Linked DNA regions of Homo sapiens: region 1 is linked to region 2. A link is an interaction called in ENCODE POLR2A ChIA-PET data of the cell type or tissue named here. Cell type or tissue: K562. All regions are shown on one strand. Each heading gives the region's core, and the rest is flanking DNA. Links, peaks and the distances in the headings are about the cores only. Region 1 overlaps ZNF267 (zinc finger protein 267). Region 2 overlaps TRIM72 (tripartite motif containing 72).

Region 1 (5,375 bases), core at 73-5,072, 650 kb after region 2:
TGCCAAAAACCCACACAAGTGCCTGAGGACTCCTGGCTTGTTGTAATCCCAGACACTGAATCCGTAGCAGCAGCCTAGTTTCTCCATCAACCTAGGCTTGTGGACCATCCAATCATAATCTCATCTGCCTGCGTGGACCCAGGGATATGTCAGAGCATAGTCCCACCTGGGCCAGTATCTGTAGCACAAACCAGTCCTTCCACCAACTTGGTACTGCCCCCTGCTCATGGCTCAATAGCACCTTCCTCTCTTCTGCCTTTTACTTCCCCACAAGCCCCTTCTTTATGTGTACACGGTGTTCCCAAGGTCACCCCACAGGTGCCTGAATCCAGCACCTATTGGAACTCAGATGTCTGTGAGCTCAAGACCATGGCGCTAGATCTGGCTGTTGTAAGAGCAAATACAAATTAGAAATACAAGACTTAATCCTTCTTGAAAATAAGGAAAGAAATTTTTCTTTTTTTTTTTCTTAAAGCATTTACTTTGGAAAACTTTCATATGTAAATTATTTTTCTGTTTTACAACCTGTCTAAATCACTCTTAACAGCTAAATAGGCCATTTGTCAGTCTTTTTGACTCAGTACTGCCTTTCTCTAGGAACTGGGAATCATTGATATAAAATGTAAATAGCAAAGAAGATAGATCCATATCCTACAGTTTCTCTAGGAGGGCAGGCACCTGGCTCCAAGTTGCAAATCTGCCTGTCATAAAGACATGAAGTTTATTTTTCCTTTGACTATAGCCAATTAAAAAACACAGATGGCCTCCCAATTCCCAGGTGAATTTAGGATGAACTCTCTCTGACAAATGGTGCTGTCAGGTCTTCTATTGAGGACTAATTATGGTGACTTTTCACCAGTGGGTATTTTTCTAATCTCTTAGCAGGTTGCCTATCATTCCTTTACATTCTGGGCTAATTATGTCATAAAACAGTTTTCTTTCTTTTCTACCACTATGGATAGTTTTTCTGGGGTTGGAGATGATTTTATGATTTTCTTCTTCATTATATTTTTCAAACATTGCCCAGAATTACTACACAGAATATAAACCTGTACGATGCCTGTAAGACTTCACTCCAGTGGGTCCTTTCCCTCTTTGATTTCTGTTCACAACCCACATTTGTGCAGCAAAGTGCCCATTGCCCCGAAAATCTGCAGGCAGAATGGTCTTTCTGCTTACTTGGGATCTTCAGTCGCTTCTAGAATAGTTTGACTAGATTTCTATAAAAATAAGTTTACAGGGCATCAGTTAGCCATTCCAGCTCTGTCTTTCCATGCCCCTGGCATCTTCAGACCTGAAACTGATTCAGAGACCATGGGGGCTGGAAACCAACCAGGCACACACATACATTGAGCAGGCCGGAGAATCTCAACATTCCCTTCATCCTCTTGCCCAAATGCCCATGAATGTGCAGAAGGTGCATGCCACTTCCCTGCGCCACCAGCACCTAAATCTGCAGCTGTGAATTCTGAACCCAGGTCCTGAGGTTCTCCAGGATGTGTGAGAGCAGCCTTCCTGAAGGGCTGTCTCCTCTAGTTTTCTTCACAGCAATACACAAGAATTGCAGAGCCAGGTTGATTCCACCTGGGGTCTGCACATAAAGGCTGGTCTCCACCTGGGATCCACAAGACAGGGCCAGACTTTGGACTCAGGATATATAGAAAATCCAGGGGACATTTTCTGCATTGTGAGAGATCAACATGGACTTTGTAAAGCCCTACTTTTGGAGTGAGGCCCTCAGAGTTTTCAAGACCTTGTCCAGTGAGCTACAGCAGTTCTGTGAGTGGTTCCTTTTTATAAACAGAATCTCGTGGCAGAATCTGTAAGTGTAAAGCAGCACCTTAGCAGAGGGAGGGTGGGGCCACCACTGTCCAGAGCCATGAGTAAAGCTATGCCTACCTGTGAGCTGTGTTACTGGAGTAGGGTAATCTTGTCCTTTCTTGTACCCAAGAGTCAGCTGATCAGGTATAGGTAATAACATATCTGGATCCTGGATCTGTGGCCCTACTATGACAACTCAATTTTCTATTCTGGTTCCACAAGGACAACTTGAGTCTTTCCTGCCTGAATCACTATTGGGTTTTCATCACACAGTTACCAGGGACTCTCTTACCAGCACCTAGGGGACACTTGGTTATATATCCTGTGCAGGCAGGGGACAGGCTGACAACGGGCTAATCTTGCTTCCGTCTCAGAGGGAGAAGAATGAGTCATCAGGGTTTGTTTCTTTTTTAACAGAAGGAATCTCCTTATTTGGTATCCAAGTGGGAGTTGCTCCAGTTTTCTAATGTGTGGGTGAAATACAAGGAGGAGTTCTGGAGACTCATACTGATAGGTAAACCAATTGCTTCCATTTCATATGGCCACTAGGAAAACAGATGCAGCAGCCATAGTCCCTACCATCCAGGAACTTTCAGTCTAAAGCAGACGGATAATGGTTGAATTCAACATCATGTGGTCAGGAGCAAGAATGGAGGTGTACAGGGAACTTGGGCTTGATTTGGGACACTGCCCTTATGTTGACGTTGTGAATTCTGATGTCACCACCCGAAGGGCCACCCGTGGACAAAAGAGTTGTTATTATAATTATTATTTATATTGATTTTTTCTTGTTAAAGATAATTATGTAGCTACTAATATAATTTTCGTAGAAAGCCCTACATGTTTTGGTTAAATTGCTTGTTGCATGTTACAAAATAGGATGAAGCTTAAACTATTTAAACAAGGCAAACCATGGGAGTCAAGTTCTTGTTGGTCAGGCTTAGGAAAGACAGCTGAAAATAAAGCAGCAATGTAGAGATGAGAAGCCTAGCCCAGCCCCTGCCCCAGCTCTGCCCAAATCCAGCCTCTTCTGAGCCTGGTCCAGGTCTGTCCCTACCCTGGAGCCTCCCCTCACAGAACTGACTAGAGGAGATCAGATTTCTGGGTGGCCGCTGCTGCCATCTCTTCAGAGGTGGTGCTCACAATTTCCCCAAACCCAAAAGCAGGTAAATGGGAGCACAGGACTCACTTTTTCAAAATTATTTGAAAATTAAATTTTTTTCTTATTGAAACCAGTACCTTTAGAAACATTCCACCTGGCAACATCTTTTTCATTTCTGCAGATCCAGTAGTTGCTTCACAAGTTGTCACAAAGTCAGTATAAAGATATAAAGAGAATAATGAGAAATTCTTTTTCTTCTTCTTTTTTTTTTTTTTTTTTTTGAGACCGAATCTCACTCTGTTGCCTAGGCTGGAATAGTGTCATCTCGGCTCACACAACTTCTGCCTTCCCGGTTCAGATGATTCTCCTGCCTCAGCCTCCCGAGTAGCTGGGATTATAGGTGTGCCACCATGCACAGCTGATTTTTGTATTTTTAGTAGAGACAGGGTTTCACAATGTTGACCAGGCTGATCTTGAACTCCTGACCTCAAGTGATAACACCCATCTTGGCTTCCCAAAGTGCTGGGATTACAGGCGTGAGCCACCGTGCCCAGTGGAGAAATTCTTGTGAACTAAACTTGACTCCTTCCTTTCTGTATCCCTCCCATCTGTCTATAGTTAGCTTTTATAGTGATAGGGAAACAAGAAGAAATAGAAAGGCTGAGCCATTATCTAAATCCTGCTGGGAATTATGGGATACTTAGGACCCATATCCCAGGGGTTTATATGGCTTAACTCACACCATGTGATGTTCCCAGCACAGTACATACTGTGAGCACATAGTACAAGCTCAATAAACACTGCTTTAATGCATGTATCCGTGCTGTTTTCCAAATGCTGACTTAGACATAACTGTCTTCTCCAGTCTCTGTATCTGTAGACTTTAAATGGCTGGCAAAGGGTGTGATCTTTCAGGACAGTGGTTGGTGGTCCTCACTGTGAACGAAAAGTATTTTTGTTGTGATTAGAGTATTGGGCGTAAGGGACTCTGTGCTGTGTCTGCTTCCTCTAGCTGAGTGCTATTGATAATGGGTCTAGGAGGAGCAACATCAGCATTGACAGGGGACTTGTTAAAGAAGCCAGTTCATGGAAACTTTCCAAACCTGCAGAATCACATTACTTAGAGGGGGCCCAGAATACCAAATGATATGTATGCGTATTGAACCTTGAGAGGCAATGCTTAGCTAAGTGATTCTCAGCCCAGGCTTCTAAGTAGGGTCACATAACCAGTTTGAAGATCTATGGTCACCTGTATCTTCCCCCACAGATTGTTTTTTTATGATTATATTAAGATTATGATTTACTGTTCCCCTCCGCCCATATCACAGCAATGATTATGGGCCCATCTGTGCATTAGCACTGGTACCAATTTGTCTTATTACAGACGATGCTAACTTCATTCACTTGGTGCAGGTGCTCTCTGTCAGATTCCTTCGCTATAAAGTTAATCATTTTTCTCTTTGTAATGAGTATCTAGGAGGGAGGATTTACTGAGTGATGTCTATAAACCATCACATTTAATCCAGAGACTCCCATTTCTTTTTGGTTTCCCTTTGCTTGTAGCTTTCTTTGCAGAGTAAAGGCTCTCACATTTGTTGACAGGAGATAACAGCTTTTAAGACTGGAAGTTCTGAAGCAGGTCTCAGTTCTGTAGGTTTCCATTTTATTTCATCTCATGTCACAAGCATATGCTTATTTATTCTCTATATTTTCAGAGAAAGAACAAGAATTAACATATAACAAATATGTCTATTGTCTTAAAATTCTAAAATATATAATAGCACATAGAATAAACATAACAAAAACTTGAAAAAAAATACCAGACTCAGAAACAAGAGCCTTTACTTTATTTCATTGTATGTATTGGTCTTTATAAAGGCATCACAAAAAAGGCATCACCCACAAAGAGTTTTATAGTTTTTATACAATTTAAAATATTTTTAAATTTTATTTACACAGAAATATTATCTTACTTTTAGTGTGTATATAGTTACCATTATGTGCACATATGCACATAAAATGAAAGCATTATTCGATCACTATTGTGTGGCTGCTTTCTTGTTTTCGTTACTCAGTTACGAAATCTTCTCTGAACATTCTGTTAAGGTTGTCTCTGTATATTGGCCGGTATGTCCCTTTGAGATAAATTCTAAATCAGATAAACTGAGGCAAAATACAAACTACTATGTAGCAAATATTTGGAAAATAATTTTTATATAAGAGGAAGAATATAATTTTTCTCAGATTATTTATTGGGTTTTATATATGTAAACAACTTTTAGGATGATATCTGATATATTGTGCATGTTCAAAAAGGATTACTACCATTCTAGCTGTTATAACTTGTAAATTTCATAAAACTCTCAGTTTCACATCATGCCTGAATTCTTTCCTCAGTGTTCGACCTCTCTGCTATTCAAAAGTGGCTTTGGGGCCTGAAGCATTAACACTA
Region 2 (5,354 bases), core at 1-5,000:
TATGTTTATCGAGCGTCTTGAACGTTGAGGAAGCCAGCCAAGAGAAAGAGCCTGATGCCAAGGTCACACTGGTCCCTGCTGCTCATGGGGAAGAGAAGGCCCCCAACTAGATGTCCCAGAACTGGCCGCTCCCCACTTACTTGCTGGTTCACACCTTCTTTGGTTTTAGCGCACAGGGCATTTCTTGGGCTCTGGAGTAACCACTGAGGCCAGAGTGAGAGTCCCTCTTCCCTGGAGGGAGAGGCCTTTGGGGATCCAGACAGGCTTCTCTCCTGAGGGAAGACGCTGGCCTGGGGTCACTCATTTTCACGGGGAGGGTGTGCTGGCGGGATGGGTGGAAGGGCCTGGGGCCCCGGCAGCCCATTGCGGAGGTTTTCTCGGGAGATGGTGGGTATGGGACTAAGGGTGAAAGGGAAGTTGTGAGTTGGGTAAGAAAGGCCTGAGGATCTGGCAGGGGAAGGCGGCACACCTGGGTGTGTCTCCCAGAGGAAGGCCTGTGGAGCCCTGGCTTCAGGAGACAGAAGAGAGGATTAACGGTAGAAGCTCTTTCATGTTAGAAAATAAAACAATATAGCTAAGGGATTATTTGGTTGTAAAATCCAACACCATTAATAAAACTGTTATATTCTGACTCCTTCCTCATTAAATCCACATGAAAAGACATGTGACCTACTGCAAGGCCTCCTAATTGCCCTCCAGCCTTTAATCCTGACTTGGTAATGTTTCCAAAAATGCAAATGTGGTCACGGGACTCAGTTGCTCAAAACTTTCAACAACTCCCTCTTGCCTACAGGATAAAGCCCCCAGTCTTTGGCTTAGCATTTGAGCTGTTCTGCCATTTTTTTTGTTGGTTGGTTTGTTTGTTTTGTTTGAGACAGAGTCTCGCTCTGTCGCCCAGGCTGGAGTGCAGTGGTGTGATCACCGTAACCTCCGCCTCCTAGGTTCAAGGGATTCTCCTGCCTCAGCCTCCCGAGTAGCTGGGATTACAGGTGCCCGCCAGGCTGGTCTCGAACTCCTGACCTCAGGTGATCCACCCATTTTGGCCTCCCAAAGTGCTGGGATTACAGGCTGGCCTTCCAGCTTCATCTGTTTTTAGTTAAAAAACAATTTTTTTTTTTGAGACAAGGTCTTGCTCTGTCGCACAGGCTGGAGTGCAATGGTGTGATTGTGGCTCACTGCAGCCTTGACCTCCTGGGCTCACATGATCCTCCCACTCCAGCCTCCTGAGTAGATAGGATGGCAGGCACCCATCACCATGCCTGACTATTTTTTATTTTTTGTATTTTGGTAGAGATGAGGTCTCACTATGTTGCTCATGCTGGTCTCGAGCTCCTGGCCTCAAGCGATCCTCCCATCTTGGCTTCCCAAAGTGTTGGGATTACAGGTGTGAGCCACTGAGCCCAGCCCAGCTTCATCTTTTATTTTATTATTATTTTTTGAGATGGAGTCTCACCGTGTCACCCAGGTTAGAGTGCAGTGGTGTGATCTTGGCTCACTGCAACCTCTGCCTCCCAGGTTCAAGTGATCCTCCTGCCTCAGCCTCCCGAGTAGCTGGGACTATAGGCAGGTGACACTACGCCTAGCTGATTTTTGTATTTCTAGTGGGGACAGGGGCTTCACTATGTTGGCCAGCCTGGTCTCGAACTCCTGACCTCAGGGGATCCCCCAACTCGGCCTCCCAAAGTACTAGGATTACAGGCTTGAACCGCCGCGCCCAGCCCCAGCTTCATCTTAAAAAGAAAAGTTCTCTGTTTTAATATCTAACAGGGCAAATATTGAAAGATAAAACCACATAACAAAAGCTCTTTGGGATCCTAGTGTTGGGGAAAGGCTGCTGTCCATTGACTGTCACTGAACTCTCTGTCATTGCTCAGGCTAAGGACTGGCCACAGTGAGGGAGGGACCTGTGGTCTCCTGTGTTGCTCCTCACCCTGTAGACTGTGGGCTGTGGGCTGTGTCCAGCCTCACCTTGGATCACCGCCCTGTGCATGTCTACACTCTGGCTATGCTGAACTGAACTGCTGGGGTCTCTGCACCTCCTTTTTTTTTTTTTTTTTTTTGAGATGCAGTCTTGCTCTGTCGCCCAGGCTGGAGTGCAATGGTGCTATCTCAGCTCACTGCAACCTCTGCCTCCCAGGTTCAAGTGATTCTCCTGCCTCAGCCTCCGCAGTAGCTAGGATTACAGGCACCCACCACCACGCCAGGTTAGTTTTTTCATTTTTATTTGTATTTTTAGTAGAGGCGGGGTTTTGCCATGTTGGCCAGGCTGATCTCGAACTCCTGACCTCAAATGATCTGCCCGCCTCAGCCTCCCAAAGTGCTGGGATTACAGGCATGAGCTGTCGGGCCTGGCCCCTGCACTTCTTTTTTAGGAATGTCAGTTCCCTCCCACTTATCCTTCATGGCTCTCCCAAAACACCACCATTTCCTGTCCTCTCTTGACCTTCTAGGCCTCCAGGAAGAATCAGTTACTCTCCTCTCTGGATCGCCCAGCAGCTCCTCCACCATGTGTAGCCCACGGCATTGAATTGTCTACACACAGGCCATGGTGTCTGGAGGGATGGTGGTATCTGAGACCCAAAGCCTCCTTCTGAGGAAATGGGTACTCTGAGAAGCAGATGCCAAGATAGGATTAAATGGGCAGAGATTTTAGGAGGGAAGATGCCCATGTGAGGGAAGATGGGGAGGGCCATCAGACCGTGTCGCAAGTCTGCTGTTCGTGTGGGAGGGAGGGAGGGAAGGCTCTTGTGGCGTCTCCGGCAGCCAGAGCCACCGTCCAAACACTCCTGTGCCTTCCGGGACCCGGGCTGGCTTTAGTCTCCCTGCAGAGCTGAGTAATGTATGCTGCCTTTTGTTGGAATTATATCAGGAAACTTTCTTTCGAAGCTGCCACAGGTTCTTTCTGCGTATAGTTGCCCCAGCTTGAGCTGCATGCATTGAAGGAAATGGCCCATGGCTGACTGAGTGAGGTGGGCTTTGTGGGAAAAGCTGCGTAATCCAGGTGGTCCTTGTCGGGTGGGGCTGCCTGACCCAGGCAGGGTCTCCCTGGGGATGTAGGAAGGTGAAATGTGAACAGAGAAAGGAGTTCCTCCAGCACATGTGTTCTAAAGCACCAGCGTCCCCTCCGTGAGTCCCTCCTCTCCACGGGAACGCTGGAAACCCCCAGAAACTGGCTGCCAAGACATTTCCTGTGTTTCCTGACATCTTTAGGTAGCATAATAGCAAACTTGAACCTGCCAAGGCCATGATAAAACTGCAAGCAAGAACATTTATCGTGGCCAGGTGCAGTGGCTCACGCCTGTAATCCCAGCACTTTTGGAGGTTGAGGCGGGTGAATCACCTGAGGTCAGGAGTTCGAGACCAGTCTGGTCAACATGGTGAAACCCCATCTTTACTAAAAATACAAAAATTAGCCAGGCATGGTGGTGCATGCCTGCAATCCCAGCTACTCAGGAGGCTGAGGCAGGAGAATCACTTGAACCTGGGAGGCAGAGGTTCCGATGAGCTGAGATCGGGCCACTGCATTCCAGTCTGGGTGAGAGAGTTAAAACAGGAATTAAAAGAAATTAAAGAATGTGTAAGCAAAAACTCAGTTGTATGTAAGAAAACCCCATTCACCCTGAGGAAGAGAAAGAGCTAAAGTCCTTTAAAAATTAACTGCCTGTTTTTCTGTGGATAGTGAGCCTTATCTCTCTCCCTTTCCCAGGCATTGTGAAGACCCTGTTTCTCTAGCTGTGCAGCTGCAAGGTCACTAGGCAGATAAACTCAAGTCATAAAACATGTTTTTCCTTGAAAAGTAAAAAATGATGTAATGCATGTCTCAACTGAATAACTGTCTTTGTTTCTTGCTTCTGTAATATGCTTCCCCCTGCACAGATCTCCCCCTGCCCCACAAAATGCTTAAAAGGTAACCGGAGCCGGGCGTGGTGGCTCACGCCTGTAATCCCAGCACTTTGGGAGGCTGAGGCAGGCGGATCATGAGGTCAGGAGATCGAGACCGTCCTGGTTAACATGTTGAAACCCCGTCTCTACTAAAAATACAAAAAATTAGCCGGGCGTGGTGGCAGGCACCTGTAGTCCCAGCTACTTGGGAGGCTGAGGCAGGAGAATGGCCTGAACCCGGGAGGCGGAGCTTGCAGTGAGCCGAGATGGCGCCACTACACTCCAGCCTGGGTGACAGAGCGAGACTCCGCCTCAAAAAAAAAAAAAAAAAAAGGTAACCGGACTCTTTGTTCAGGGCTCAGTCTTTTTGGATGTTAATCTGACCGGGCCAGTGCACCTAACTAAATAATAAATAATAAGTATCCTCCTCAACCTCTTGGTCTCTCTGATTCCTAAATTATCCCACTGCAGAATGAGACTCTGTCTCAAAGGAAAAAAAAGAAAATTTATTGAGACCTTATTATGCGTCAATAGCTCTCTATTCAGAATCTCACTGATCTTCGCAACCCTGGATCTCACAACAACGAGAGCCCCACTAGGTTGCCTCTTTTGTTTTGTTTTGTTTTTTTTTTGAGATGGAGTCTCACTGTCTCCCAGGCTGGAGTGCAGTGGCGTGATCTCGGCTCACTGCAACCTCCGCCCTCTGGGTTCACGCCATTCTCCTGCCTCAGCCTCCCAAGTAGCTGGGACTACAGGCGCCCGCCACCATGCCTGGTTAATTTTTTTGTATTTTTAGTAGAGACGGGGTTTCACCATGTTTGCCAGGATGGTCTCCATCTCCTGACCTCGTGATCCGCCCGCCTCGGCCTCCCAAAGTGCTGGGATTACAGGCGTGAGCCACCGCGTCCGGCTTAGGTTGCCTCTTATACTGGGTTCACGCATCCCCTGGGTGCATGACAGTCTGACCACAAAGGACCCCGGTCCACAGAAGCATGATGCATCTTGGAGTATCGACTTTATGCCAATATTCTTCTTCTTGATACTGGTGGTGGTGAGAAAGTTGGGTAATTTAACCAAAAGTAAAAATCAAGATGTCACGTTCCCATTAAAACAAACATAGAGTACAGAATCTGTGTGAATTTTCAAGCTAAAACAAGAGATGTCGCTCTCCCTCTCCCTCTCCCTCTCCCTCTCCCCATGGTCTCCCTCTCCCTCTCTTTCCACGGTCTCCCTCTGATGCCGAGCGGAAGCTGGACGGTACTGCTGCCATCTCGGTTCACTGCAACCTCCCTGGCCTGATTCTCCTGCCTCAGCCTGCCGAGTGCCTGCGATTGCAGGCGCGCGCCGCCTCGCCTGACTGGTTTTCGTAGTTTTTTGGTGGAGACGGGGTTTCGCTGTGTTGGCCGGGCTGGTCTCCAGCTCCTAACCGCGAGTGATCCGCCAGCCTCGGCCTCCCGAGGTGCCGGGATTGC

The links. ChIA-PET counts read pairs that join two places held together with the same protein. Peaks named below come from ENCODE experiments on the same cell type or tissue, not always from the same donor. Only the 100,000 strongest peaks of a DNase experiment are listed, where the experiment ranks them.
Region 1: POLR2A ChIA-PET joins it to region 2 with 6 read pairs; 2 of 35 experiments call an interaction of 5 or more read pairs at or near these places.

What each region holds. Positions count from the first base shown.
Region 1 is chr16:31,878,487-31,883,861 of GRCh38, forward strand. The region is part of intron 1 of ZNF267 (zinc finger protein 267); the gene reads left to right. Among named protein-coding and RNA genes, the nearest start is that of ZNF267, 7.4 kb to the left of the region's middle. RefSeq lists enhancers at 1-105, 1,558-2,058. In K562, for the core only: a CTCF peak has its summit at 2,157; a DNase peak (open chromatin) is centred at 2,165.
Region 2 is chr16:31,226,530-31,231,883 of GRCh38, forward strand. TRIM72 (tripartite motif containing 72) reads left to right here. Exons shown (of 7, transcript NM_001008274.4): 7 at 1-5,008. Among named protein-coding and RNA genes, the nearest start is that of PYDC1, 12 kb to the left of the region's middle. In K562, for the core only: no CTCF peak of the experiment used is centred there; DNase peaks (open chromatin) are centred at 2,732 and 3,655; H3K4me3 peaks cover 255 bases.